Regions from separate parts of the Homo sapiens genome. Here regions 2, 3, 4 and 5 are each linked to region 1. The links are chromatin loops, found by intact Hi-C in ENCODE. Cell type or tissue: heart right ventricle. All regions are shown on one strand. Links, peaks and the distances in the headings refer to the core of each region. The heading gives the core; the rest is flanking DNA. Region 1 overlaps UGGT1 (UDP-glucose glycoprotein glucosyltransferase 1). Region 2 overlaps HS6ST1 (heparan sulfate 6-O-sulfotransferase 1). Region 3 overlaps LOC105373611 (a long non-coding RNA gene). Region 4 has its middle 86 kb from the start of HS6ST1. Region 5 overlaps HS6ST1 (heparan sulfate 6-O-sulfotransferase 1).

What was found. Hi-C counts contacts between places; a loop is a spot of excess contacts. Peaks named below come from ENCODE experiments on the same cell type or tissue, not always from the same donor. Only the 100,000 strongest peaks of a DNase experiment are listed, where the experiment ranks them.
Region 2: it touches region 1 in a loop (2.4-fold over the local background); 32 of 110 quality-filtered maps call a loop at or near these places.
Region 3: it touches region 1 in a loop (2.8-fold over the local background); 2 of 110 quality-filtered maps call a loop at or near these places.
Region 4: it touches region 1 in a loop (9-fold over the local background); 66 of 110 quality-filtered maps call a loop at or near these places.
Region 5: it touches region 1 in a loop (2.9-fold over the local background); 59 of 110 quality-filtered maps call a loop at or near these places.

What each region holds. Positions count from the first base shown.
Region 1 is chr2:128,176,776-128,182,508 of GRCh38, forward strand. UGGT1 (UDP-glucose glycoprotein glucosyltransferase 1) reads left to right here. Exons shown (of 41, transcript NM_020120.4): 32 at 39-123; 33 at 1,057-1,145; 34 at 1,693-1,794; 35 at 3,011-3,095; 36 at 4,115-4,297; 37 at 5,355-5,515. Among named protein-coding and RNA genes, the nearest start is that of UGGT1, 88 kb to the left of the region's middle. RefSeq lists an enhancer at 2,460-2,754. In heart right ventricle, for the core only: CTCF peaks have their summits at 2,577 (motif pointing right) and 2,785; a DNase peak (open chromatin) is centred at 2,606; H3K27ac peaks cover 1,381 bases.
Region 2 is chr2:128,290,490-128,296,222 of GRCh38, forward strand. All of the region lies in intron 1 of HS6ST1 (heparan sulfate 6-O-sulfotransferase 1), which reads right to left. Among named protein-coding and RNA genes, the nearest start is that of HS6ST1, 26 kb to the right of the region's middle. RefSeq lists an enhancer at 4,632-5,181. In heart right ventricle, for the core only: a CTCF peak has its summit at 2,939 (motif pointing left); no DNase peak of the experiment used is centred there; H3K27ac peaks cover 1,022 bases.
Region 3 is chr2:128,511,491-128,517,223 of GRCh38, forward strand. All of the region lies in intron 1 of LOC105373611 (a long non-coding RNA gene), which reads left to right. Among named protein-coding and RNA genes, the nearest start is that of HS6ST1, 200 kb to the left of the region's middle. In heart right ventricle, for the core only: no CTCF peak of the experiment used is centred there; a DNase peak (open chromatin) is centred at 2,532.
Region 4 is chr2:128,230,144-128,235,876 of GRCh38, forward strand. No RefSeq gene overlaps it. Among named protein-coding and RNA genes, the nearest start is that of HS6ST1, 86 kb to the right of the region's middle. RefSeq lists silencers at 2,894-3,093, 3,414-3,603 and an enhancer at 3,644-3,733. In heart right ventricle, for the core only: CTCF peaks have their summits at 3,555 (motif pointing left) and 3,762; DNase peaks (open chromatin) are centred at 2,752, 3,044 and 3,518; H3K4me3 peaks cover 1,184 bases; H3K27ac peaks cover 1,008 bases.
Region 5 is chr2:128,303,188-128,308,920 of GRCh38, forward strand. All of the region lies in intron 1 of HS6ST1 (heparan sulfate 6-O-sulfotransferase 1), which reads right to left. Among named protein-coding and RNA genes, the nearest start is that of HS6ST1, 13 kb to the right of the region's middle. RefSeq lists an enhancer at 85-164. In heart right ventricle, for the core only: CTCF peaks have their summits at 2,190 and 3,370; DNase peaks (open chromatin) are centred at 2,074 and 3,207; H3K27ac peaks cover 1,551 bases.

The sequences.
Region 1 (5,733 bases), core at 756-4,755:
TTGTGCCTTGTAATATTGATCTTTCTTTTCTCGCAAAGCCACGATGGCACTGATTCTCCCCCTGATGCTGATGAGGTGGTTATCGTCCTCAACAACTTCAAAAGCAAAATTATTAAAGTGAAGGTGAGTTTGGTAAAAGTAGTGGCATTCTGTTATTGGACAGCTGTCATTTAAAAATATGTATCTTGGAACCAGCCCAAGAGTCTCTTTGGAATTTGCTATGGCAATTATAGGGATACTGCTTTAAGGCAAAATGTCTTTGTAACTGTGAGTTTGTGGCTTCCCTCAACTGAAAGATTGTACCTTTTGGGTAATCTCGGTGTGCAGAACATGTCCCATCTTATATAAAATATTCTCATAGATGCTATGTTGTTTATATAGCCACAATTCATAGTGTTGTTGATGATTCTTTTCTCAATATTGGGGGAACTGGCAATGGAAATTTTCAACAATAATAAAATGATAGTCCTATTTAATTTCTTTTGACTTGTACTTTCCGTTCTCTGAATGTTGAAGCTCTTAGTGCCTTAAATTCAAGTACAGTATATTCTTGAAGAAAGAATCATTACACACAGTGAAACCTAAAATAGGCCATCCATTGTTGAGAAGAAAAATGGTCACTGTACTGCCAAGAAGAAACCCCTGTTTGTGCTAGTGAATCCTGAAAACTGGTCATAACATGAAATACCTCCCTCCCAACAGCTAGAGCCCCCAGCAGCCACACTCTTCCCTGGAACTAGCTGTTGACTCATTGAATCGTGCTTCTGGTTTCACTGCACAGTTGAGTTTGCGGCTCTTTGCCTATGTTGCAAGCTGAAAATGGGGTTCATCTAATTAAAAGAGGTTGCTGTCTCCTCACATAAGGTTATGATGTGAATGTCCTGGCGAAGATACTTCTATTGAATCCTTCTAGACTCTGGGTGGGGTTGTGCCTGTTTGTGAGAGAATTGATTGATAATTCCCTATTGATGACAGGCTCACAGTGTATATCCAGTGAGAGGCAGTTTTATGCCTGTGAGACATACTGGGAGTAAGGTTTATCACATTTGATTGCAGGTTCAGAAGAAGGCAGATATGGTGAACGAAGACTTGCTGAGTGATGGAACGAGTGAGAATGAATCTGGATTTTGGGATTCCTTCAAATGGTAAGTTGACATTGTAAGAGTTATGTTTTTAAGGAAAAACTGAGATATAAGCACCATCCATCCCTCCTTTTTGCATCTTGTGATTCTGTCTGGGCCTTTCACATTCTACTTTGTGCAGCTACATCTCACACTTATATTTGGCATAGATGAGTATTTTCCACTCGATTGATCCAAAAGAGGTTCATGTCTCCTAGTGGGGAAGTTACTTCTGCTCCATACTTTGTGACTCTCATTGCCTGTACCTGCTCTTTGGAAATTTGACTGCTCCCTGCTCAGTTTACTTCCCGTTGTGTAAGTTGCATTCTGGTGCAGCCTGTGTTCAGTCTCTTCCTAAAACAACACTGTCGGAGAGTGAACATTCTTTTTGTAGGTTGGTTTTGTCAGTCTTGTGGTCTCTCCAGGGTGTGAGGGAAGCTTCATAACCACTCCTGCTGCAGCTCACCCGCTAGGGAAGGATGGGAAGCGCAGTCTCTTTCCTCTTACTTTCAAAGGCCGTGTGTCTGTATGAGTGTTTCAAGTGGTCTTTTTTTTACCCTTATTGTTATAGGGGCTTTACAGGACAGAAGACTGAGGAAGTGAAGCAAGATAAAGATGACATAATTAATATTTTCTCCGTTGCATCTGGTCATCTCTACGAAAGATTTCTTCGGTCAGTCTTGTTGATTATTTCATTATATATGATGAATGAATTGGTCAGTGTTCTTATTTAGAGAGGAAAGGTTTTGTGGGATTCTGCTCATTATACTCCTGTGTCTTTGAAGCACTCTGAGCATTGTGACTGGCTTGCCATTTATCATTGGATTTGTTTTGATCCCGCCGTCTCTGTGAAGTTGAACTATGTAGTGAGTGCTTCTGGATATTACAAGGCTGCAGCCCTTTAACGTCACTGTACACATTCATAGACTGTACTGTTTACTGCCTGCCAAACATTGCTTAACCCAGAGATTAGGAGGTTGACATAGAGAATAGAATCAGAACAGAACCATGGAATACTTCACTGCCTTGTAAAGATTCACAGGATTTTAGAGCCAGGAGAGAGCTTAGTTCTTACATGTGAACACTTCTGTTTTATAAACAGGCTGAGGCCCCGAGTGTGAAGGGACTTGTCTAAGGTCACACAGCTACAGCCAGAAGAGGCCACGGGCTAGGGCTGCCTGATGTAGTGGTCACCAGAGGCACTGTCAGGAAGGCCTGAGAGTCACTTTTCTCATTGCCAGGGCTCTGTTCACTCTTAATTTTTCACTACAGATCTAGTATAGAAAATCAAAATGTCATTTGTCTCATTTTTAGCCCTCTTATTTCCAAGAAATAATATCCTACCTAAAATAGTGACAATAATAACAACCGAATTTGGTTAAATTCCTCCATTCAAAAATGTGGTTTTGTTTTCTGAGTAAGGAGGCCGGAGCTGGTAGCCTTCCTCTCTAAAGCAGGGCCTCTGTGTAGGCTGCAGGAGGCGCTGTGGTTACACATTCTTCCCTTAGCACCAGATGCTGATGTCATGTGACAGGAGTTTTGGGGAGTGATGTCAGTTACCCCGATTTCCAGGGTTCATCTGGACCATAACTAATATATCAGTTCATGAAGCAGTTTATTTAGAGGTGTAACAGAATTAAAACATTTGCCTCTGTCAGTTAAGTGTAGTTTTATAGGTGAGGAATGCCCCTTCTCTTTAGTGATAACTTCATAAGTTGGAGTAAGTACAATTTTTCATTTTCCATCACTGAGCGTCTCCCTCGGCCTAATTGAGCCATTAGTTAGCTCTGCCGTAAAGAGCATTTAGGTGTCTCGTGATTGACTCTACATAATGTTGAGGTTAAATAACATTGGAAAGCTGTTATTAATTACCTGCTTTTGTTTGGCAGCATAATGATGCTATCCGTGCTGAAGAATACCAAGACTCCTGTGAAATTCTGGTTCTTGAAGAATTACTTGTCCCCCACATTTAAGGTTTGTTTCACAGAGAAAGGGAAAACATTCTTATTAAGGAGATATTTACTGTATATTTTTCATGACTTTTGTTTTATCTGTATACTTTAGCAAATTTTCCATTTACTAAGATACCCTAATTTGGTTGCATATTTTTATTTTGATTATTCTTCCAGATTGGTCTATTTGAAGGAAACAGTTAAATTGTGTTTAAAAACTTGGATGATATGGTAGGAGAGTCTTTTGTTGTTGTTATTATTAGCAGTGTCTTACTGAGATAACGTTTCCTTCCTCTGAAGCCTGCATGCTTGCTTTAATTTAGAAAGCACAGCGATGGTTTACATTGAAGAGAATGATTGGTGTTAGCATGAACCACTCCTAGATGATGTATGGAAGTAGTGCTTCCTCTGTGCAAAACAAAACACGTACTTGGAATGTTTTCTGCATTACTTATATCAGTCAGTATTTGTCATCTAAGTTGATTTATTTGCATCCTTTTTTTTTCTTGTAGAATTTACTAAGTGACTTTTAATATATTCAATAACCATTCTCCTTGATAAGCACTTTACTGCTGGCGCCTAAAGGTGCTTATACTTAGAATCTGAAAGACTTATTCAAAAAGGACAACACATTTGTCCAGAGTTCTGGCTTTGCAGTGTTATTCCCTGGGTTAGATCTGGCCTCGAGGAAGGCTTGTCATCAAGCTCAGTAAATGCCTTACTGAAATCAAGTTTAGACAAATGGACTTAAAGTTCATGTGCTGTAAAAACACACACAGAGGGATATACATCTAAAATCCTTCTCTTGAACATTCTGTCATTTCATGTGGTGACCAGAAGTCATAAAGAAATGGGGATTTGACAAAGGTTTATATCTGTTCTTCTATGTAGTCATGAGTGGGTCACGGCCGGTCTTTGTAAGACCACTGTTTTGGTAAATGTGTTTTATTTGTCCCGTATCATGGTGGTTGGCTTACATTATGAAAGCAGTTTTCTTAATCAGAAGAAATGATTATTTGTTGTTCCCATGTCTAAAAATAGGAGTTTATACCTTACATGGCAAATGAATACAATTTCCAGTATGAGCTTGTTCAGTACAAATGGCCCCGGTGGCTTCATCAACAAACTGAAAAACAGCGTATCATCTGGGGTTACAAGATCCTCTTCCTGGATGTACTTTTCCCACTAGTTGTTGACAAGTTCCTGTTTGTGGATGCTGATCAGGTAGGCCCTTAAAGGCCAAGTTTTGACAGTTTGTATTAAAAGCAACAAATTGCTTCTTTTTAAATGCTATTTTTTCCACTTATGGAAAAGGACATGCTTATTTTACATTTAGAAAATATGAAAATATGTATCACATAGATGTCATCACTTTTTAAATTTGCATTTAGCTTATCTCCTTTACATCTTTTTCTCTGTCTTTTTAACATCATTGTGATGACATAATGTGTGCAGTTTTGTATCTGACTTAATTCATTTAACATGAAAACTAAAAATTAGAAAATTAACATTTAGCAGTGCTTGCCATCATCTCTAATTATCTGCCCAAAAGATAGGAGTTATTGTCATGGGTAATAGACGAAGCTTAAGTGGATACATGGCTTTGGCAGTAGGGAACCTCCGGATATTCTTCCGGCCGTCAGGGTTTGACTTAGTGAAAGGGAACATGTGATTTTAGAGCATACAAACTCAAACAGCATAAGTGTACGTCTGCCCACAGCCTTCCACTTCAGCCCGAGCGGGCGGAAACCCAAGTCAGCCACCTGAGTGGAAGGATGTAATGTGTGTGAAAGTCACTGGGACAGAGACTTCACTCACCTCTTTGGAATTCTCTTCCACTGGCTTAGCCTGAAGTGTGCCTTCCTGATTGTAACATAGCCACATTTAATCCTTGTTGAGTACTTACGATGGGCAAGGCATTATTCTACATCTGTCCATCCATATGTTAACTTACATAATCCTCCCAGCAACCCTGTGAGATAGGTACTGTCATTATCATTATCTCCATTTTACAGATGAAGAAACTGAGGCACAGAAAGGCTAAGCAGTTGAAATTTGTTTTATTCCTACTCCCACACACCTTGCTAAGAAGTGTCTTACATGTTAGTGAGTCAACCAGGTAATAAGTGGAGCAATCAAAGTGCATCTGCCCCTAGTGCCTGTGCCACTAACCACGGAGCAGCCTTCCATGCTGCCTTAAGCGAGCCACTCTGTATCTGAAGGAAACCGCATTAGAGCTGTCTGCATGGTTGCTTAACAAATGACTTTTTATATTCTCCAGATTGTACGAACAGATCTGAAAGAGTTAAGAGATTTCAATTTGGATGGTGCTCCTTATGGTTACACTCCTTTCTGTGACAGCCGAAGAGAAATGGACGGCTACAGGTTCTGGAAGTCAGGGTACTGGGCCAGTCATTTAGCCGGGCGAAAGTATCATATCAGGTACTGAAAAGAAGCACTCCTAACACTGTTACGGGGTTTTCCTTAAAATTGATTTTGTGTGGTTAAAATTGTGAATAGGTAATACATTGGTATGGTTGAAAAATAAAAATGATAAAAAATACACAGTGGCTGGGTGCAGTGGCTCATGCCTTAATCCCAGCACTTTGGGATGCCAAGGCAGGTGGATCACCTGAGGTCAGGATTTCAAGACCAGCCTG
Region 2 (5,733 bases), core at 1,094-5,093, 110 kb after region 1:
TGAGCATATAAAAGATATTACACTACGACCATACTTAGTAACCCCAGGTATGCAAGGATGGCTTAACAGGAGAAAATCCATACATGTGACTCATCACAGCAACAGACTACAGAGCTCAGTAAATGTGTAAGAAGCATCTGCTAAAAACACTATTCATAATAAAAACTCTCAGGAAACTAGGAATAGAAGTCCCTTAATTTGGCCAGGCGTGGTAGCTCACACTTGTAATCCCAGCACTTTGGGAGGCTGAGGCAGGTGGATGACTTGAGGTCAGGAGTTCAAGACCAGCCTTGCCAACATGGCGAAACACCGTCTCTACTAAAAATACAAAAAAAAAAAAAAAAAAAAAAAAAAAATTTAGCATGCATGATGGCACGCACCTATAAAGAGGCTGAGGCGTAAGAATCACTTGAACCCAGGAAGTGGAGGTTGCAGTGAGCGGAGATCGTGTCATAGCACTCCAGCCTGGGCAAAAGAGTGAAACTGTCTCAAATTAAAAAAAAAAGTTCCTTAATTTGATAAAGTATCCCCAAAACCTAGAGCAAGCATGGTCCCCATGGGGAAGAGTCAGATGCATTCCCTCTAAGATCATGAATAAGACAAAGATGTCCACTCTCTCTAAGGCAATTCTGCATGTACTGGGGATCTCAGCTGACACAATAAAACAAGGAGGAACTAGGGACCTAACTGTCCCAGTAGAGTCCCCTTGCCTGTCCTTCTTGTCTTTAGTGAGTACCCCGTGCAGGCATTACTAGGCTGGGGGCTTCACACACCCTCTCAGACAGCCGGAGTCCCGGCATGGGGGAGGGCTACTTTTCTTGCCCACTGCCCTTGCCCTGGGTCCAGAGCACCCCATAGTTAAGGCTGTGGGTTTGCGCTCAGTGAGGTGTGAGTCCTGGAGGTTTGGGGCGGCCATGGCACTGGAGCAGCAGAAGGAAGCATTAGCCTCCTCAGTCTGGATCCTCACTGTGTCTCTTGGGGGCTAGACCTCTGGCAGGGAGGGCCCCAGGCACTGGGTGAGCTCAGAAGGTGCGTCAGCGGGAGCAGCTGGCTTCTAAATGAGCTCACCAGGGCCTGAGGGAGAGCCCCTGGCTGCAGGACCTGGGTCCTCCACAGGCTGACGCCATGCCTGGGGCAAGGTGGACCTCAAGGGAGCCAGGGCACAGGCTGTGTGCCTCACCTGGCCTGGCCTCTCCAGCCTGGGGCTCTTGTTGCCTCATACCAGTCCTGCTGCTTTCCATCACTTGGCCCCTCCTCTTTCCACGGGGAGGCCCTGGACAGACCTCACGGAGGCAACCCAGCAAGGATGTGGCTAACAGCTGTGCAGGGGCGCCGGCGGGCATCTGTCCACAGGCTCTTCCCCAAGGGCATACACAGGCTTCCCTATAGGTGCTTCTTGCCCTCCATTCCTTCCGTCCAACACCCTCCCTGCTCAGGGCTGACAGGCTCCTCTGAATGCACACTCTTCTCAACGCCAGGGGAGACCCTGCCAAGCTCCTCCATCCTAGGGTGGCTGTGTGGGGAAGGGTCCGGCTCAGGAGAAGGCCCCTGGATGCCAGGAGAGGGGCCTGGATGGAGCCGGCAGGGGAGGCGGCACAGGGCAACAGTGAGGAGGGTGAACTGAGGCCGGGGGGGCTGGGCCCAGCAAGAGTGCCAGGGATTCCTGGCCCTGCCCAGCTCTAGGCCCTCTCAGTGCCACAGAGACCACCTGGTGAAGGTGTGGGGAGAGGGATCCCCAGAGGGTCCATGCCAGGCAGTCTGGGCCTGCTCACACCATGTGTATCCTTCCATAGGGCCCACGCCTGGCAGGACCCTGGCTTGGAGCGGCTTTAACTGTGGCTGGGCTCCTGAGGAGGTAAGGTGGGCCCTGTGTTCCACGCCCAGCTACCCACCCAACACCTTCTCAGGGCAGGGACGCCCACACCAGTCTGGACACAGAACAACCCGGGGCGAGACACGTACTGGAGAAGACTGTGCTCCTCACCCCGGCGCTCTGGGACCTTGCTTCCCAGAAGCTGGAAGGAACCAGCCAGGCATCCCGGCGAGGATGTGGAGGGTGGTGGTGGGCCCACCCCTGCCTCAGGGAGGGCGGCCAGGCTCACGGGGAGGCTGTGGCATGTGGGCATGTGAGTGGGCAGGGACAGCCCAGCAAGGGCTGTGGGAAGCCGGGAGGGCAGTGCCCTGTGCAGTGGCTCCAGATTCAGGGCATTCAGTGTGCAGCAGGCCAGGGCAAATGGCACGGGGGGAATGGGGCGGAGGGGAGGGGCGGTGACTCACAAGGCCATGGGGGCGGGCAGAGGAACAAGGGCAGCAGGAAGGGCAGGCAGGGGTGCTATCAGCTGACGGGCTCCTGCTGGAAAAGACGGCTCGACTCACAGGAGGGCACCTGAGACATGGGGTGTGGGGGAAGGCAGCGGTCGGGGAGAGCCTAGGCAGGCCTCCCACTTGTCAGCCTCCCCAACTCTGTTGCCACTCCTACTGCAAAAGAGCCCTGGAGACCACCCTGGGTCTGGGGTCCTTGCCGTGGCTGCAGCCCCCCGCTGCCCACAGCCTGTGTGGTTCCACCCATGGGCCTGGTGGAGCTGGTCCCTGCTCTGCTCCGCCACACCAGGCCTCCCTCCCCAAAGGCTGGGCCTTGCTCTGCATGCAGTGGGGCCCAAACCAGCCAGGCACTCCAGCGTCCCACCCGCACACCCTGTCTCCTGCGGAAGGGCACCGCTCCCAGGCACAGCCCGCTCTGAGCCAGGGGCATGTCACACAATATGGCGCTTTTCTCCTCTTCTGGCCTGGCTCCCCATAAGCCTGCCCAAGGGCCAGCCTGGGCCTGGGCAGAGCAAGGCCTGGGAATGGCTAAGGCTTTGAGGCCTGGAATGAAGCATGACCGTCACTCCCTAAAGCCATGAGTAAAGCTAGTCTGAGGAGTAACTGTGGCGGCTGCCACCACCTGCTGGGCACTTTCCTTGCAAACACTGGGGTGGCTCCAGATTTCCCAGAAACCACTGTTCCTCATACCCCAGGACGGGAGGGGACCTTCGAAGTTGGAAGGAGAGCAGCAGCAGACCATGGTCCGAGGGGCGCTTCCCGGGGCCACAGCTTTGGGGGATGTTTAGCAAAACCAGGGGCTGGTATGGCCTGGAGGGCCCGGAGTCAGAGGAGGAACATGCTCCCAGATTCTTTGGGGCCCACGGGGACAGAGGGCAAAGAGAGACCATCAGGTGGCCTCAGGTCACCAGTGAAGGAAGGCGAGTTACATTTATACCAAGCACCTGTTTTGGGGGTCCTCTGGGGGATGAGGAAGGTTGGATTAACCACCAGCTCAGAAGGCCAGTGCTATGTGAGCAGGGTCTGTGGCCACATAGGATCCAGTTAGTCCTGTGGTCAGCCTCTAAGTGTGGAATGGCCATGCTGAGCCAGGCAGAAGCTGACCCAGTCCTGCTGAACATCCCAGGGCAATGGTTTCACCACAGGTTGGGGGTCCATGCTGAGACCACGCTGCAGGGACACAGGGGCACCATGTGGGTCCCGAAGCCAGTAGGCTTGGCTCTGTACCTCCTTGAGGGCAGGGCCCTGCCCTCTCCTCTCTGCACCTGCCCTGCTGGCCCAGACCCTCTGCTGGAAACCTGCCCCAAACTCCATGAAGCACTGTCCTTCACATCACAGCTTCTGAGCCTGGACTTGACAGCCTCCTCCTGAGACCCCACATGGCTCTTCTGTCATACACGCCCTGTGCCCGGCCCTGGCACTGTGCTCTGGATGGCCTGCACCAGGCTAGTGACAATTCACTGACTCTACTGCATCAGAGGGGGCACAGGGCGGGGTGGGCTGTGATGGAGGGCCCCGGGCCCTGCCCATGAAGTGCCGCAGTCCCCGAGGGAGGGGAGGGCTCTCCTTGCTAGTGCTTGGGTCTTCCTTTGTTCTCAGCCTGTCTACTGGGTAGGTGGGACTTGCCACCTTTAGAAACTTGTTCACCCTGGGGCAGCCTGTCAGAGTCAAGAGGCGCTGGCTGTCCTTAAGATGACACCAGTTTCAATAGGTTGGTGGCCCAGGTAGGATGGAGACGCTGTCACACTCCCACCTGGGAGCTGCGGCCCCTCTGAGGACAAGTGCTCTGGGGCCTGGAGAGCTGGGAGAAGAAGGTGGGCTACTGGGCAGTAAAGAGGCTCCACCGCAAAGAAGGGAGGCGTGTGTGTGTGTGTGTGTGTGTGTGTGTGTGTGTGTGTGTGTGTGGAGGGGGAGACAAAAGAGGTCTTCGGACCACCCTCCCACACCCAGGCTCTGGGATTTCCTGACTGTGGCCCACAAGGTACAGGGGTGTCAGCCTGGGTGGGCAGGCCCTGGAGCCTCCTGCTTCCTGAAACTCCTTCCTTCAGGCACATTTGTGCTGATTCTCCATGGACACAGCCCTAGCACCCCCAGAGAGGCTCCAAGGAACAAGGAAAATAAGAAGCAGTTGCCAGGATACCCAAGGCTCAGTGGGCCCCATGACCTACTCCAAACCACCTCCCCCTCTTGGTTTTCCTGTGTGGCAAGGCAGAAATGCAGGAGTCTGAAGGCAGAGGGGTCTGGATGTGCCCAGTGAGGAACCAGCAACTGAGTGACCATGCGCAGATCCAGTGCCCTCTGAGCCCTGGGTCCCTCTGTCCTGAAGGGCTACTGTGAACACCGTGAGATGTTGCCGGCTGATGGCACAGGCAGCATCCTTGCTGCCTCCCCTGTGCTGGGCACACCCATACTGGCTCATTTGGTTCTCTCCTCACTCCAGGGCAATGGGTACCATTCTTCTCTCCACTTCAGGGCAGGGGGTACCACTCCTCTCCGTTTATAGTTGAGGAGTCAGGCACAGTGAGGTGAAGGCCCTTGCTCAGGGCCACACAGCTAGGCAGCTGCCTGGGTGTCCACACCCTTGACTGCCAGGGCTTGTGACTAGGCTCCCAGCACATGCTGGGACCTGAGAGGCTCTCCTGGGACTAACACAAATCTTTCCCAAACTTTTCCAAAAATCTGAAGTGAAAAGAATACTTCCTAACTCATTCTATGAGGTCAGTATTATCCTGATATCAAAGCCAGACAAAGATATAACAAGAAAATTACACACTGATGTCCTTTATAAATACTGATGAAAATATCCTCAGCAAAATACTTGCAAATTGAATTGAACAGCATATAAAAATGATTATGTATCATGACCAAGTGAGATTTATCCCTAGAATGAAAGGATGGTTCAAAATATGAAAATCAATGTAGTATGCCACATTAACAGAATGAAGGAAAAAAACACATGATCATCTCAACTGATGCAGAAACATCATTTGACAAAATTCAATGCACCTGCATAATAAAAACTTTCAACAAACTAGAACCAGAAGGAAACTACCTCAGTGTAATAAAGGCCATTGCTATGGACTGAATGTGTGTGTTCCACCAAAACTCATGTTGAAGTCCTAATCTCCAACGTGATGGCATTTGGAGGTGGCGACTCTGAGAGGTAATTAGGTCATGAGGGTGGAGCCATAATGAATGGGACCAGTGGCTTCATAAGAGAAGACATGAGAGATGATTTCTTCTCTCTTGGCCATGGGAGATGCAGGGGATACAAGACAGGCAACAAGCCCTCACCAGTTCCACATCTGCTGGCTCCTTCATCTGGGACTTGGGTCTCAAGAACTGTGAGAAATAAACACTTGCTGCTTGAGCCACCCAGGCTATAGTGTTTGTAATAGAGGCTGAGCTAAG
Region 3 (5,733 bases), core at 557-4,556, 330 kb after region 1:
CCTGTGGGAAGTGGGGCTCACCTCCCAGGCACAGTGTTACCTCCTGGACCCAGAGGAGGTGTGTATTAGGCTGTTCTTGCATTGCTATAAAGAAATACCAGAGACTGGGTAATTTATCAAGAAAAGAAGTCAGATTGGCTCATGGTGCTCTAGGCCATACAGGAAGCATGGCAGCGTCAGCTTCTGGGGAGGCCTCAGGAAGCTTCCAGTCATGGTGCGAGGCAAAAGGAGGGCAGCCATGTTACAAAGCAGAGTGGGAGCAAGTGAGAGGGTGTGTGTGAGGTGCCTCACACTTTACACAACCAGATCGTGGGAGAACTCACTCATTATCTTGAGGGCAGCACTAAGGGAACGGTGCTAAACCACTCGTGAGAATCCATCCCCATGATCCAATCACCTCCCACCAGGCCCCACCTCCACCGTGGGGATTGCAATTCAACTTGAGATGTGGGCAGGGACAACTATCCAACTCTATCAAGGTGGTGATGCAGCCTAGGGGGCCCTTCTGGGTCACTCCTTGGGCTTGGAGAGACTGAGCCATTGAGGGACGTCAAGTCCTAGATAATCTAGGATTGGCAGAGCAGGAAGGAGAGAGACTCAATGATGTTGACTTCCAGGGGCAGGTAGATGGGCCCTTACCACAGGCCATGGACAGCTGCTGTTCTGCTGACTGGCTGCGGCTCCGGGTTAGTCCCTGCCTTGTCAGCACCAAGGCTCCAGGCGTCTCCAGAGAGCCAGGGTTCGCTCCTGTTCCCCCGGTCAATAGGGCTCAGAAAGCCCAGGCCTCAGGCCCCCTTCTGAGCTGGGGGTGGTACGCGGCAGGGACACTTTCCCAGACCCTGCCTGACCTCCCTATCACTGCAGTGTGGTCTCCTGGGCCTCACCTCCCTCCCTTGTCCCACAGAGATACCTCCTGCAAGAAGCCAGAAGAGCAAAGAAGGCCGTGTGTGTAAAGAGCCCAGTGCTGGTAAGCACTTGTAAGCATGGCTCCCAATCCTGTGCCTCTGCCTGAGATGGTGGTGAGGCCGGCCCTGGGCCTCGGTTTAATCATTTGCTAATCACAGTGAATAATTCAGGTTCTCTTAACCTCCCAGGACTACTGAGAGAAACACATGGAAAAGTGAAAAATGCGTAATCCAGACCCAGGGCCAGCTTGGCCCCCAACCAAGGCATTTCTCCTCTGCCACCTGCTAAGCCCTGGGATCCACTGCCCTCTTTACTGGGATGACTGCCTTTGGCTGTTAAGGGCTGGCACTTGAGTCGCCTCCCCCTGAGGAGCTCCCAGCCCATCTGCTCCAGACAGGACTGGCACAGGCTCTCCCCTGTCGCTGCAGCCTCATGCCCCCGCCACCCCAAAGCTTATCATGTTCTTCTTTGCCTCCTTATCTGTCCTCCTGGGCAAGAATGAGGTCTAATTCAGGCCTGAATCCTTGGATTCAGCAAGAATTTTTAAACAAATGGATGCACAAATAGCTGGGTGAGAGCCAGTGAGCTGTGAGCAGAGCCCAGCTCAGGGAGGGGCAGTGGAGCCACACTCAGGGCTGGCAGGCCCTCACTGGGTGTGAAGATGCCCTGGGTTTCCAAGTTTCCAATCACGCTGGTGTTTAGCCAAGGGCGACCCCAAAAGAAGCCCCAGCCCTGAAGAAAGATGGGTCCTGAGGCCACACTCAACATCCCTGCCCTGCACTGGGCTCCTCTCTTGGGTATCCTCTTTCTAAGCAGCAACATCTGGCATGGACTGAAAGTTGAATTGTGAAAATGAAAATGCCTCTCTATTGGTTTTATGATCATCCCTTGTGTAAGTCACATTACGAGAGCTGCTTTTGGCGTGGTCTCTAATTCCTCACCACTTCTTTGTCTTGCATCCTGCTCCATGGCCTTCCTCCCAAGCCATTCTACCGATGACCCTGGCCTTGAACCCTCACATTGTCAAATCCACACTCCCCACTCCCTCAGCAGCATCACCCTGGGTGACGACACACGTAGCCTTCCTAAGGCCTTTGTGACCCCATTCTGTGTGGCTTACCCCTTCCTTCTCAGACTCGGTGAGACTTGTTCCATCTTCCCAAGGTTCCCGAACTCTGTGGGCCCTCGTCTTATCTCCCCGGCCAGCCCATCCATCACGTGACCTCCAGCACTGTGGCCTGTGTGTGCCAGGCCCTCCAAGGAGCTCAGGTACTACCTGATCCCATGACTTGGATGTCCAAGAAATCTCTCAAACTTGACGTGCCCCAAACTTAATCACTAATTTTTCCCTTGAAATCTGTTCTCTCCCAGTCTTTCTCAAGTCTGTGTGAGCCACCTCTGTCCACCCAGTTTCTCAATGATGAATCTTAGAAATTGTCCTGCTTCCTCTTATTCCCTCACTCTCTGCATCCAGCTCATCAGCAAGTCCCACTGGTTCTGCTTTCACATGTACCCCCAATCTGTCCACGTCTCCCTACTTATTGCCTGGGTCCCCCATGAGATGTAAGCTCCCTTAAGTGCAGGGACTTTGTTTTGCTCACTATTATGGATCGGACCCAGGACCTGGCCAAGTGCCCACTGCCAGTGAGTTCTAAGTTCCCCGTTGTTGAATGAATGACCGAGTTTCATTTCCTCTAGCAAGGAGCCCTGCAGAGTGGGACTGGGCCCCACTTCCTCTTGGGGTGAGTTATGTCTAAACTAAATGGTGCCCTTCCCTTCCCTTGCCTTCCCTGTCTCAGCACAGGGCACCCCACACCCAGGATTTCTTCTCAGCCCAGTCCCCTCCTTCCATACTCATCTCCTGTGTGGGTCACCTGCCTCTGGTTTCTCGGCTCTACCAGCTTTTTCCATCTCTGCTGACATTGCCCTGGTCCCCATGTGTCATTTCTCACCTGAATAGATTACTTTGCTTCTCTAATCCCCTCTCCACAAAGCAGGGTTTATGTGATCTTTTCAAAACTCAAATCGGATCACGTCACTTTCCTACTTAGAACTCTTCAATCTTCTCCTGAGGCCTGATGGTAAAATCCCACATCAGACACGGCACTGCTTACTGTGCTCTCAAGACACCCCCTGTGTCTCCCACCTCCACCCCTGCTTGGCTGGCTCACGTCAGTCTCACCTTGCTGGGCCCTCAGACCAGCTAGGGACCCACTGCTGCCCAGTCCCGGGGGAGCTGCTTCTCCGATGCCTGTGGCCGCGTTGAAGAGCTGTGCCTGTGATTTTGTTATTTGTTTGAGGTGCCGCCAGGCAGTCAGTCTCCTTGTATTCCAGTCCACGTAATTATCGATGCTTCCCAGGTTCTGCCCTTCAGCCTCGACCTCTCCCTGGGCCCTCGGCCTGGTTACCTGACTGTCCACTTGAGAGCTCAGCAGGGATGTCCAGCAGGTATCACAAATGGAACATTCCTGAACACCTGACTCCTGCTCCCTGCCCATGCCCAGCCACGTCTGCTCCTCCCACAGCCGGTGCCAGCCCAGGCACCCCAACATACCCCGTCCTCACACTTGTAGTCAGTTTTCACCTGCTGGTTCCACCTTTCAAACATACCCTGAGTCCCAGGGGCCTTCTAAGCACATTTGACACCCAGAGGTTATAACTTTTTCTTTTTCTTTTTTGTGAGATGGAGTCTTGCTCTGTTGCCAGGCTGGAGTGCAGTGGTGAGATCTTGGCTCACTGCAGCCTCGTCTCCCTCATTCAAGTGAGTCGCCTGCCTCAGCATCCCGAGTAGCTGGGATTACAGGCACCCACCACAACACCCAGCTAATTTTTGTATTTTTAGTAGAGACAGGGTTTCACCGTGTTGGCCAGGCTGGTCTCGAACTCCTGACCTCGTGATTTGCCCGCTTCCGCCTCCCAAAGTGTTGGGATTACAGGTGTGAGCCGACGCTCCCGGCCGGTTATAACTTTTTCTAACAACCCCTGTGCCATGGACTGAAGGCTTGTATCCTCCCGAAATTCATGTGTTGAATAACCCTAAGCCCCAAGTTGTTGGCATTAGGAGTGGGGCCTCTGGGTGAGATTAGGTCACGAGGGAGGAGCCCCGCTGTGGGATTCCTGCCTTTTAAAACAAGAAGAGATACCAGATTTCTCTCTCTTCTTTCTGCATGAAGCAAGGAAAGGTCAGGTGAGGACCCCGACCACGCTGCCACCTTCATCTCGGACTTCTGGCTTCCAGAGCACAAGGAGGGAGTGTTTGCTGTTTAAGCCATCCAGTCTATGGTACTTTGTTACAGCAGCCTAAACTGACCAAGACATCCCTCTTCTGTATGGCAGAATTATTATCAGTCATAGTCAAGAGATAAAACTTATAATCATGTCCAGAAAAAAAAATGCAGAGTGTAAAGTGTCTTAAATTGAACTTTGTATGTATAATCATGGCATGATAAAAGTGAATACTTTTTTTTTTTTTCTTTGAGATGGAGTTTCACTCTTGTTGCCCAGGCTGGAGTGCAGTGGCGCGATCTTGGCTCACTGCAACCTCCGCCTCCCGGGTTCAAGCAATTCTCCTGCCTCTGCCTCCCAGGTAGCTGGGACTACAGGTGCCTGCCACCACACCTGGCTAATTTTTGTATTTTTAGTAGAGACGGGGTTTCACCATGTTGGCCAGGATAGTCTCAATCTTTTGACCTCGTGATCCGCCTGCCTCCGCCTCCCAAAGTGCTGGGATTACAGGCGTGAGCCACCGCGCCCGGCATTTTCATTTTTAAAGATAGTATTTAAAATCAGTAATATTTCATGTATGAACTAATATGTATATTTGTCAAACAAAAAATGTTATACCTTGAAGTTCACAGTTTTATCACTTTACATATTTTAAACACAAATAAACATCCCAAGTGGTCCCATAGACTGACAGAGTTGAAGTAACTGATGTTCTGTTTCCTCGTCTTTATTTTGTTTTCGGTTTTTTTTTTTTTTTTGAGACAGGGTCTTCCTCTGTTGTCCAGGCTGGAGTGCAGTGGTGCAGTCATAGCTCACTGCAGCCTCAAATTCCTAGGCTCAAGTGATTCTTCTACCTCAGCCTCCGCTACCATACCTGGATAATTTTTATTTTTATTTTTGCAGAGATGATGTCTTACTGTATTGCCCAGGCTGAATTCCCACCTCAGCCTCCCAAAGCGTTGAGATTATAGTCATGAACCACCGTGTCCGGCCTTCCCTTGTCTTCATAATTGTGCTGTTAATGTTTATTGTAAATGTCCCGTTTACTTGAAGGGGTTGGACACCTGATTTGGCCCATGGTGGCTGGTGTGATTCTGAAACCCGTGAACTTCGATGAGAGCTGGTGCCCATGTGGGACCACCCGAGCAGCTGGGAGCCCTCTGAATTAATGTGTATGTAGAACACAATGCTGACGAGAGGAAAAGTGACAGAGGTACAAGCTTGAGGTTCACACACGTGTTATTAGAACTCAACAGTGACTGCAGCAGTGGTAGAAATAAGATAAACAGAACAGTTTTTGCAGGAGTAGTATTTTATCAATGAATATATTATTGTCTGCACATGGTGATGTTATGAAGCCATCAACTTTTCATCAGTGTCATTGGTGGTGTTAAATTCACTGTGGGATGTGTACCCCTTACCGCCTTCACCTAGGCAGGCCGTCTCTGCACCCTCCCTCGGTGCCTGCCTGTGGGATCTGACCCCTTCTCACCATCTTCCCTGCTGCCGCGATGGCCCCAGCCCCCACGATGCCTCCCCGGGATTCCTGTCATTGTCACTGTAGTGGGATGAATTGTGATTCCCCTCCAAACATTCATATGG
Region 4 (5,733 bases), core at 1,165-5,164, 54 kb after region 1:
ATAAGAAATCTGCTGTTGTTTGACTTTTTTAAAAATTTTTTTGAGATGGAGTCTCGCTCTGTCGCCCAGGCTGGAGTACAATGGCACAATCTCGGCTCACTGCAACCTCTGTCTCCCAGGTTCAAGCAATTCTCCTGCCTCAGCCAACTGAGTAGCTGGGATTACAGGTGGGTGCCATCACCGTGGCCGGCTAATTTTTGTATTTTTAGTAGAGACGGGGTTTCACCCTGTTGGTCAGGCTGGTCTTAAACTCCTGACCTCGTGATCCCCCCCACACCCCTGCCTTGGCCTCCCAAAATGCTGGGATTACAGGCATGAGCCACTGTACCTGGCCGATTTTGTTTTTTTTTTAAGACGGAGTCTTGCTCTGTTGCCCATGCTGGAGTGCAGTGGTACCTCTGCCTCCTGGGTTCAATTAATTCTCCTGCCTCAGACTCCTGAGTAGCTGGGATTACAGGCAGGCGCCACCATGCCTGGCTAATTTTTTATTTTTTGTAGAGATGGGGTTTCTCTATGTTGGTCAGGCTGGTCTCGAACTCCTGACCTCAGGTAATCTGCCCGCCTCAGCCTCCCAAAGTGCTGGGACTACAGGAGTGAGCCACCATGCCCAGCGTAATTTTTTGTATTTTTAGTAGAGACGGGGTTTCACCATGTTAGCCAGAATGATCTCGATCTCGTGACTTGGCGATCTACCCGCCTCGGCCTCCCAAAGTGCTGGGATTACAGGCGTGAGCCACCGCGCTTGGCCCAGGGGAGGTGATTTTTAAAAAGGTTGAGAAACATTGGTTTAACCTAAATATTATTTACTGTTACCTGTTTTTTGAATCGTATATAACTGGAGTCCTCTGCAGCAGGCAGTTTTGAGGGTCACGCATGCCTGTGCATTCATTCCTTTTCCTTGCTGTCTACTTACCAGTTTCTTACCTGCTCCCTCCAGTGAATAGCCACTTGGATTGTTTTCAGGTTTCTGCTTTACAGACAAGGCTCCTGCACACATTCTTCTATGTGGGTCCTGGCCCACATGTGCCAGGGTCTCCCGGGTGTATACACTCAGAGGAGTGGGCTTGCAGGGCCCTAGGAAAGCAGCTTTACTGGTTGCCCACATTTACTGGGTCCTGCCAATCTGTGTTTCAAAGTCAGTGCACAGTTTACATTCCCGCCAGTTGTGTATGCAAGTTCCTTTTTCTCTAAGTCTTCCCCAACACTTTATGTTGACAAGAGATTTTAAATTTTGCTGATTTAGTGGGTGTGGAATGGCATGTCCTTGTTTTAGTTTACATTTCGTTGATAATAAATGAAGTTGGACATCTTTTCACACATTTAATGGGCCTCCTGGTTGCTCTCTAGGAAGATCTGTTCTGGGTTTTAATTCTTTGAGTTTTGCCTTTTTCCTCTTAGTTAATAAACGAAAAACAAATACATAAAAAATATATAGTCTCGATATGACTCCTTTTCAGGTATATGTATTGCCAATAATATCTTTTTTCCAGTTTGTTGCTTTTTTTTTATTCTCTTTGTGTTGTCTTTTTTTTTTTTTTGAGATGAGCCTCTCTCTGTCACCCAGGCTGGAGTGCAGTGGCGCGATCTTGGCTCACTGCAACCTCCACCTCCCGGGTTCAAGTGATTCTCCTGCCTCAGCCTCCCGAATAGCTGGGTTTACAGGCGCCAGCCACCGTACCCAGCTAATTTTTGTATTTTTAGTAGAGACGGGGTTTCACCCTGTTGGCCAGGATGATCTCGATCTCCTGACCTCGTAATCTGCCCGCCTCGGCCTCCCAAAATGCTGAGATTACAGGCGTGAGCCACCACAATCGGCCTGTGGTGTCTTTTTTTTTTGAAACAGAGTCTTGTTCTGTTGCCAGGCTGGAGTGCAGTGGCACAATCTCGGCTCACTGCCACCTCCGCCTCCCAGGTTCAAACTATTCTTCTGCCTCAGCCTCCCGAGTAGCTGGGACTACAGGCTCGCGCCACCAAACCCGGCTAATTCTTGTATTTTTAGCAGAGACCAGATTTCACCATATTGGCCAGGCTGGTCTTGAACCTCCTGACCTCGTGATCCGTCCGCCTCGGCCTCCCAAAGTGCTGGGATTACAGATGTTCGCCACGGCGCCCGGCCCTGTGGTATCTTTTTTTTTGAGATGGAGTCTCACTTTGTCACCCAGCCTGGAGTGCAGTGGCGCGATCTCGGCTCACTGCAACCTCCGCCTCCCGGGTTCAAGCTATTCTGCCTTAGCCTCCCGAGTAGCTGGGACTACAGGCGCGCACCACCATGCCCGGCTAATTCTTGTATTTTTAGTAGAGACCGGCTTTCACCATATTGGCCAGGCTGGTCTCGAACTCCTGACCTCATGATCCACCGGCCTCCGCCTCCCAAAGTGCTGGGATTACAGGTGTGTGCCACCGCACCCAGCCCTGTGGTGTCTTTTTAAACAACAGAACTTGGGGCTAGGTGTGGTGGCTCACGGTTGTAATCTCAGCACTTTGGGAGACCGGGGCAGGAGGAGTGCTCGAGCCCAGGAGTTGGAGACCAGCCTGGGCGCTCTCACAGCTCACTGCAGCCTCGACCTCCTGGGCACAAGTGATCCTCCTGCCACAGCGCCTCCCAAAGTGCTGGGATTACAGGCGTGGGCCACCGCGCCCGGCTAAAAATCAGTCTTTTCCTTTGGCTTCTGGTCTCTTCGCCTCGTTTAAGAACTCCTAGCTGCGGCCGTCCGGACTCTCCCTGGTGCTGGTGGAAGTTTCTGGGGCGCACTCTCATGTTGCTGCCTGGGGAGTCTTGCACCCCACAAGTGCGCCTCTCTCCTCCCGCGTGAGGCTGGGGGGCCGGCTTGGTTGTGCAGGGGAGAGGAGGCCCAAGGGGCTGCGCCCGGTCACCCGCGCGACCACCGCGGGCCGAGGCGGGAGCGCGGCGGCGGCTGTGGCGGAGTCACCTTGCGCTCTACCTCCCTGCTCTTCCCTTCCAGGCGAGCTTGGGGACGAGGAAGGCCGAGCCCGGCGGCGCGGCCCGAGCGCCCGCTTCCTCGCCAGCATTGGGTTCCCTGAGGGGCCGCCCTGCCCCGCGTCAGCCTCTGCAGCCTCCAACCCTCCCGGGGAGCACAGCGGGACGCTGGAAGCCCCACTGCCTTAGGAGGCCGTTCTCGGGAGGGCCGCCCCGTTTAGAAGATGGGAAAGGTGCAGAAAAAGAAGACCAATAGACGATGTCCCCACTCGCACACAGGGCCAGGTTCCCTGCCCGCCCTGCCCTTCGCTCTCCCGGCGGCGACGGCCGCGCGACCTTTCCGGGGACGGTCTCGGGAGTGCCATGGGGTCCCTGGGGCTCGGATCTCGGCGCCCGCGTCTCCGCCGGGGGCGACCCCACAGCCAGGCTCCTTCTTCGGCACAGAACCCGCCTCGGCTACCGGCCTCCAGCCCCCTTTCTAAATTCCTGCCGGCCTCGGGGTTCGGGTGACAGGGCCCGGGGACTGGGTGGCGAGGAGAGAGGACAGGTTTCCTCCGGTCGGGCGGGGTGGCGCGGCTGCGCGAGGGGTTCTGTTTGGAGGGCAGCGCGGAGCCCTCTGCTGGCCGCGGTGGGGACCGCTGGCTCCCCTGAAGTCACCAGGCCGGCGACGCTGCAGCCAGTCCTTCCTCGTCCTCCTTCCTCCCTGTGCAAAGGTGGGCTCAGTACCACGTGGAAATCACCGTGGCACAGGCACCAGGTGGGTGGGTTTGAGAAGCTGTGCAGTGTCCAACATCCTGTTACAAAGGAATTGCAGGTATTTAAGAATTAAAGAAAAACTATTCTCTTTTCTACTTACGTGTATCACTTTCTCAAACGCCAGCTGAGTAATTAGCATATACGTGCTTGTTGGGTGGCTTGGACCTAACTACTTAATAAATGCACCTGCCAGGTGTTGCCTGCGCCTAGGAGGCCCTGCAAATTTTCGAAGACACGGAGGGCTCCATGAACTGAAGTTGGGAACTGGAGGTTCCCAAATTTAAACATTAACATCTTCCTCAGGAGGGTGGCCACAGGTGCATTTTGGCAGTTCCCTTTGGTCAGGCGGGACACCAGAGGGGCCTGATGTCAGGCAGGAACTGGAAGGGGTGGATGTCTAAGCTACCTTTGCCCTGCTGAACCCTGATGGGCAGCATTTCTTTTCTGAAAGCAAAACTCAAAAGAAGAATTCAGGCGGGATGTGAACTCACCCCTGTAATCTCAGCACTTTGGGAGGCCAATGCGGGCAGATCACCTGAGGTCAGGAGTTCAAGACCAGCCTGGCCAACATGGTGAAACCCTGTCTCTACAAAAATACAAAAATTAGCCAGGCATGATGGCAGGTGCCTGTAATCCCAGCTACTTGGTAGGCTGTGGTGGGAGAATTGCTGGAACCCAGGAGGCATAAGTGGCAGTGAGCTGAGATCGCGCCATTGCCCTCCAGCCTGGGCAAATAGAGTGAGACTCCGTCTCTAAAAAAAAAAAAAAAAAAAAAAAAAGAGGAATTCAGGTGTGCATTTTGTCTATACCCACGTGGTGTTGACCAGCCTGTGAAGTGTACTTGGGCCTGAGAAAAATTGGAGAAACAACAGGACATGGATTTGCTGAAGGCTTCACACTGAGCTGTGTTGATTGTGTGGGGACTCCATGAGGCCGGTGATAGCCTGGCACAGCTGGAAGGCCCTGTGTCCACAGCACGAAAAAGCTCAGGTCTTCCCAGGGCCAGACATCAGGCCATGTGGAAAGCAGCAGGGCAGCATCTGTTGAAATTTAACATGCCTCTGTCTTCGGGCCAGCAGCCCCACTCTGGGCAACCAGACGTAGAAATAAAGCACAAGTGAGTGAGGCTGTGTACAGGGACTTTACCATGGGGCCCCAAATTGGTAACAAAGTGACTGTTTGTCACCCAGGGCTGGGTGAGTAAATTGCAGTCCCTTACAGCATGGAATATTGTGCAGCCACAAAAAGGATCCAGTGAGGCTGTGAGCAGTAGATTTCACAGGGATTTCTACAAGGCATCATTGACTGAGAAAATCATGATACAGAAAAATGTGTGAAACAAGATGCCACTGTGCAATGAATTAACTGAATACCTCTATGTATGCATATGTGTAGAGGTATATACGCATCAATATGCACACGTGTGCTTGATTATTATATGTAAGGATAAAGGAAAATACGGAGAATAGATGGAATACAAATTAGGTTATTGACAGGGTATCTGGGTGGTAAGACAGAGATGGGAGAGGAAAGGGGAGTATACAGCCAAGAAAAGAAAGAAATGAAGACTAATTAAAGTAAATTAAAGCAAAGTTCTTGCTTATCTATTTCTATAAGGTGTTACACACATACACACATATATATGCGCACATATACACACTTCAATGTGTATACAGATATGTTTATGACAGAGGGAGATTACACACAGTTCTGTGGCAAGACATAGTGGCATGAGAAAAAAACCATTATTTTTCTTTCAAAATAAATGTATGATGGCCATGGAGTCTGTGGGTCAGGCGCTGGGGAAAAGTTCAGCTGGAGTTTCCACTTGGAGTCAGATGCCATCCAAAGGCTTACCTGTGCTGGGGACCCCCGTTCCAAGGTGGAGCCTCACACAGCTGGCAGTGTGGTGTTAACTGCTGGCTTCTTCATGGGGCTACTTGATGTCTTCGTGGCAGTGCTGGGCAGCCGCAGGTGAACCGTGGTAGACAGATAGTAGCCATAGATAGGGCAATTGAATGCGTGTGGCTGTGGGCTTT
Region 5 (5,733 bases), core at 1,142-5,141, 130 kb after region 1:
GAAAGGATGCCCCAAGATGCAGACCAAACATGCAGCCAAGAGGTGCTTTGCAGCATCACAGAGGACAGTAAAGGCAGGGCCAGGAGGGCATGTGAAGTGCTCAGGGACACGGGGCCATGCAGAGGAGCTGGGAGCAGGCTGACCCTGACCCTAACAGCACAACACCCATGGGGCCACCCTGAGGGCTGAGGACAGCTCTATGTAGTGCCTCTGTGCTTGAGAACAAGTTCTAGAATCAGCATGCATTACTGTTACAGTAAGAACAAAACCGAAGAGAAGTACCTAAAACGTAGTTTCCAGATCTAGCACCCAATCATGCAAAACCCTGAGCTTAAAGTCCCACCTGCACACGCACCTGTCTGGGCCCAGATGCTCCTCCATACATGGTGGGGGGACACTGGCTGGCCAACCCCGTCAAGTGGGCACTTGCCACCTGTTGGCCAACATCCTTCTGCTTCATGACATCCAGGCTGCCTGCTAAAGGGGACATCTGGGAGGTGCCTAGAAATAAATGGCTGAGGCTCCCTTGGGAGAACGCTACTGCAGCCCAGTGTGGGTGCCCAGGTCCTCACCCAAAGGCCACTGTGGTGGCTACTTTTAGGTGTCAACTTCACTGGGTTAAAAGACACCAAGATTGCTGGTAAAGCTTTGTTTCTGGGTATGTCTGTGATTGGCATTTGAATGGGTGGATTGAGAAAAGAAGACTGACTTCTCCAGCGTGAGCAGAGATCTTCCAATCTACCGCACGCCTCAACAGAACAGGAAGGTGGAGGAAGGGTGAATCTCCTCTCTCTTCTGGAGCTGGGACACTCATCTTCTTGCCCTTGGACATCAGAACTCCAGGTTCTCGGGCCTTTGGGCTCTGGGACCTAACACCACAGCCCCCAGGTTCTCAGGCCTTTGGCCTTGGACTAAGCCTGCTCGCTGGCTTCCCTGGTTCTCCAGCTTGCAGATGGCAGATCTCGGGTCATCTTAGTCTCCCTAATTGCATAAGCCTATTCCCCCAATAAATCCTCTTTCACCTGTCTCTATATATCCTATAAGTTCTGTCCCTCTGGAGAACCCTAATATAGCTCCCCCTCCCCGACCCCTACGCTGGGGGATGCTGCCAGCCATGCTCGTCCTCTTGAAGTGTGTCCGAGCCTTTAGAAACTGGGTCTCCCTGTGTGGGTGCTCCCCAGGGACAGAGATGGTGCATGGTACAGGCCTGGTGAGAGGAGGGCCTCTAGCCCCTCAGGACCAGGACCACTGCCTGGGCACTAAGCTGTCTTTGGCTAAGGGGCAGGAGGACGAAACAAGTACCTGTCACAGACTGTAAGGCCCTGGCATCCCTCGGAGGCTGCCTTGCTAATGGACAGCTGCACAGGACTCCAGAAAGGTCCCTGGGTTGGCTGGTGACCTCTGCCCGTGGGTCCCCTCTCGGGAGAGCCCAGCACTGCAGCAATGCACACAGCCGCTGTAGTCAGATGCTGGCCAAAAACCCTCTGCCACTGGGAAGATATGGAGGCACCCATGTACCAGAGAACAGGGACAGTGACACTGTGTCCCATCAGAGTGCTCACAGCAGTGTCGCACAGCAGTGGCAGCCCTCACTGGGTCAGTGAGAGGACCCACCCTGGAGCACTCAGCATCTCATGACACTCAGGAATGGCTACCTTCCTCTCCTGCAGCTGGGCTGGGCTGCACTGGGGAGGGCGGGTGACTGAGCACCCACACACACTTGCAGGCCATCATCCCCTGGCTCTGTGGCAACCCATGGAACATGGTCCCCAGGGCCTTCCTGGTGGCCCAGGGCAGTGCCTGTGATCTGTGTGGAATGCACAGGGTCAGTGTCATGCAGGAGGCAGCTCCCTGCTATGAGGGCCTCCTAAGCTCTCCATTCTGGATTCTCCAGCCTTTGCTGGCCTGACCCATTGCCTGCCTGGGTCCCCATTTGACCCACTTGCTGAAGGATGGGGGTTTGCTCCTGTCCTGGAACAGCCACACCAATCCCAATACCTGCCTTTTACCCACTTGGCTGAAACCTGACACCCCTCTACTTTGTAAGAATGATGTTCTCTGCTGGGAACGTTGCCAGCCCAGCTTCCAGGAAAGCAGAGTAACAAACCCCTCCTTGCTGGGCCTGGCTTCCCGATGGGCCTGCTTGGACAGTTTTAAAGCATGACTTGGGAGGCCTGAACTTTTGCAGGGTTCAGGACGTGTGCCGACAAGCGGCCCTGCCTGGACTTGCGTGAGCTAAACCAACTGCTCAGACCTGCTCACCTTCCTGCCTGCCAGGAGGGAACAGAGGCAGAAGAGGAGGGGCCGAGCCCCTCCAACCGGGAGCCCTGGGGTCTGCAGTGGGCGGGAAGGAAGGAGGCTGTGGCAAGGGTTGGAGCCCGGCTGGCTGAGGCCCTTGTTCTCCAGGCAGAGCTGGAACCCACTCTCACTCTGGGGCCTACCTTCTCCCCGGCTTAGTGCCTGGGCAGAGCCTCTCCTTACGGGTGACATCACAACCCTCTCAACTCCCCCGGGAGACCATCTGCTCTGCCTGCCCTTGATCCTCTCAGGGGAGCTGAAGCATCACACCTGGTGACAGCTGCTTCCAGCAGGCCACTCATTCAGCTGGACCTTGAGGAGGGTGGGCCAGCAGTCCCTCAGGACCTGCCCAGGTTCCCTGCACCATCCTGGACTCCCTGGCGAGCCCACCTGCTCGCAGAGCAGCTGCGTTACCCTCCCAGAGGCAGGCACTGTGGCGGACATGAGCCACACGCCTGGCTCCCCCACTCTGGGGAGTGACCTGCCTGCGACTTGTCACTGGGAGGAGTTTGGGGGAAATCCTGCAGGCACAGGCCTGTGTGTGAATCCCAGCTCTGCCACCGGTGACCTTAGGTGATGAGTTATTTAGGCTCTTTGAGTCTCAGTTTACTCATCTGCAAAACAGCGCCCCTGACAGTGAGGCCTGAATGAGACTGTCACAGCCCCTCCCTGCTCCCAGACTGCACCCTCGGGACAGGAATGCCCTCCTTTGTGCCTCCGCTCCTCAGCAGGGCTAGCACGCTGGTGTCACTCCACAGGACAGTGCCTTCCCTGGCTTTCCCTCCATCAACTGTGGTCGGGCTGGAGGACGTGGCCGCGCCGCTGCGAAGATTTCTCTGCCAGGGAATGTGGACCAGGATTCCAGGGAGAACGCAGCTGCACGCTCCACAGCCTGGCTCCCTGCTCCAGGACGACACCCCCACCCCACCCTGGCCACGATGACGCAAACAGAAAACCTCAGTGCTTACAGATCCCGATCTCCCACGGTCACCAATGCTCTAGAGAGGTAAATATTTACACAGGAGCCTCTAAAGCTCATAACTCAGAGGGGAGATGCTCCCCCTGCCGCCTAGGGGCTGTAAACATTTGTTCCTGCAAGCCCTGCAGCAGAAGGCGCTTTCTAATTCTCAGGTGGATGGTGATGTGTAGGCCCTTCTGTCCCAAGCCAGTGGGGGCATGGCAGCAGGGGTACTGCAAATATGGGGCTGGGGTCACATGGGGTGGGGGCACATTCCAAGGCTGGGATGATGAGGGGGCTACCACCCCCATGCTCCTTTCTGAGGGGGTGCGAAAAGCTTTATCCATACAGCAGTGCCCCACAGGGACAGCCCTGGGTGCGCCCGCAGCAGACGGTGCCCAAGGGGCCTGGGGAGTGAGGGCAGGGCCAGGCACCAGGCTGGAGGCACAGACAGCAGTGTCGTCACTGTCATGGGGGGAGGCTGAGGCACAGGGCGTGGACATTCAGCTCTTTGGCCGGGCTTGGGGGGTGACACAGGCAGGCTTCCCTCTGGGAAACGCCCACCCAGATTTTCACTGGGAGTTGGGGTGGGGGGGTCCCTGTGACTTCAGAGCCGTGGGTTCCAGGCTCTGGTTTTAGGCGGTTTTAGTTGGGTTTCCTTCCAACTCAATCTCAAAGGGACTCCAACACATGCGGCAAAATCGCTGTGAGGGGCCCTGGCACGTGAGGAACTGTCTGCTTGTCTGGCCTTCCTGGGCTCAGGGCTGTGCAGGTGCCACCGTGGGCACTGCTGAGGATCTCCAGGGAAGGCCCTGGGGGGTGCACGCTGCAGGGAGGATGCTGGTCAGCTGCCATCTGTCCACCTGCTCACACTAACAAGCCCCCAGCTGAGCTCTCACCACCAGCAGGGTCCCATGGGGTTCAGAGGTCAGCAGGCATACCTCTTCTTGGCATGTGACTCAGCTGGAAGATGGGATGTACCTGGGCCAGCCTGGCCCTACCTGGTGCAGGCACCGGGATGCCACAGGCCCAAGTCCACACATGGAGAAATGATGAACAGGAGGAGAGAAGCGGGGAGCATGCTACCCATGGAACCTGGCACCAGGACACATAAAGAACGCTTACGAACCAATACGCGAAGCACAAACAACCCTGTAGGGGAAAACAGGCCAAAGACGTGAACAGGTCGGTGGAAGAGACCTCACTGACCGATAAACACATGGTAAGATGCTATCTCTCTGCCATGGGGAAACATGCACTAAGAGCACAGAGGTCCCATTTCCTGGCTCCTGGCCTGGCAGAAATGAGCCAAGAGTGCCCGCCCAAACAATCGGGAACCACGGGCACAGCATGGTGGTGAGGAGAACCTCCCTCTGACACACTCCTAGGGACACATAGGGACCATGAGCGAGCACCGTGGCCGCACCTGGACTGTGATGGCCAAAGTGAATTGCTCCCCGCAGCTGCATTAGAACCAAGCAGAGATCCGTCTGGACTACCTTGATGTTAAGTCCAGCAGTCAATGAATTAAACACGCATGTCAGGGACCAACAGGGATAAATCTCAAAACAAGGCTGAGTGAAGACGGCAAGTTGCAGAAGGTCAAGCAGAGTTTGATAAGGGTTCTGGAAAGTTAGTAACATCAAAACAGCACTGTGTATCATTTAAGGAATACACACATCTACAGCGAAAGCATAAACACAAGGGCAGGAAACATGTGAAACGCAGGACAGTGGTGCTGAGCGAGGCTGCAGGGAGGCAGGGGTGGGGTGGAGCACAGTGCATGGGGTCTTCACCTGCGAGCCGCACCCAGCTAAGCCTGCAGTGGGAACAGAGGTGAAACTCCACAAGGCTCCCCAGTTACACCCCTGGAGATACCATGTAGGGGGTGATAGCAGCTGGTGGGGTCTAGGGAAGGGAGGAACCACTGCATCCGAGGAACAAGGCCTGGGCCCTCAGCCAGGCGAGCCTCTGTGCAGGGCCAGCATCACGTGGCATCCACCCCTTCCTCCTCTTGACCCTGGGTTCCTCTTGGTTGGGTCTCGAGGTTCTCAGATGGCTGGGGGTGGGGTCAGGCTGCCACCCACAGGGTCTCACGACCTGGGCACCAGGACAGATGTGCACAGTCTCTACATCCTGGCTGCTGGCCAGAGAGGGCCAGAGCTTTCTGGAGATCCTGGTAGAGACAGCCTTTTGTCAAATGGGCACAGTCAGGAAGGCACTGGGTGGTCCCAAGGCCATAGCCCAAGGTGAGCAGGAGACCCCCACAGCCAAAACACAGCATGCTCCAGGTCATCACCTTGGAAGGCCAGTGATGACACTTGGTGATGTCCCAGATAACAGGACCCAACCTGCACAGACTTCAGCTGCTTTGAGGGAAGCTCCCTGCAAACCAACTAATTCATGGAGTGAGAACAAGAGCTGACTTCCTAGCTGGCTCTGGAGGTCTCTTCCCTGTCTCCAGGACAGATGGGTCA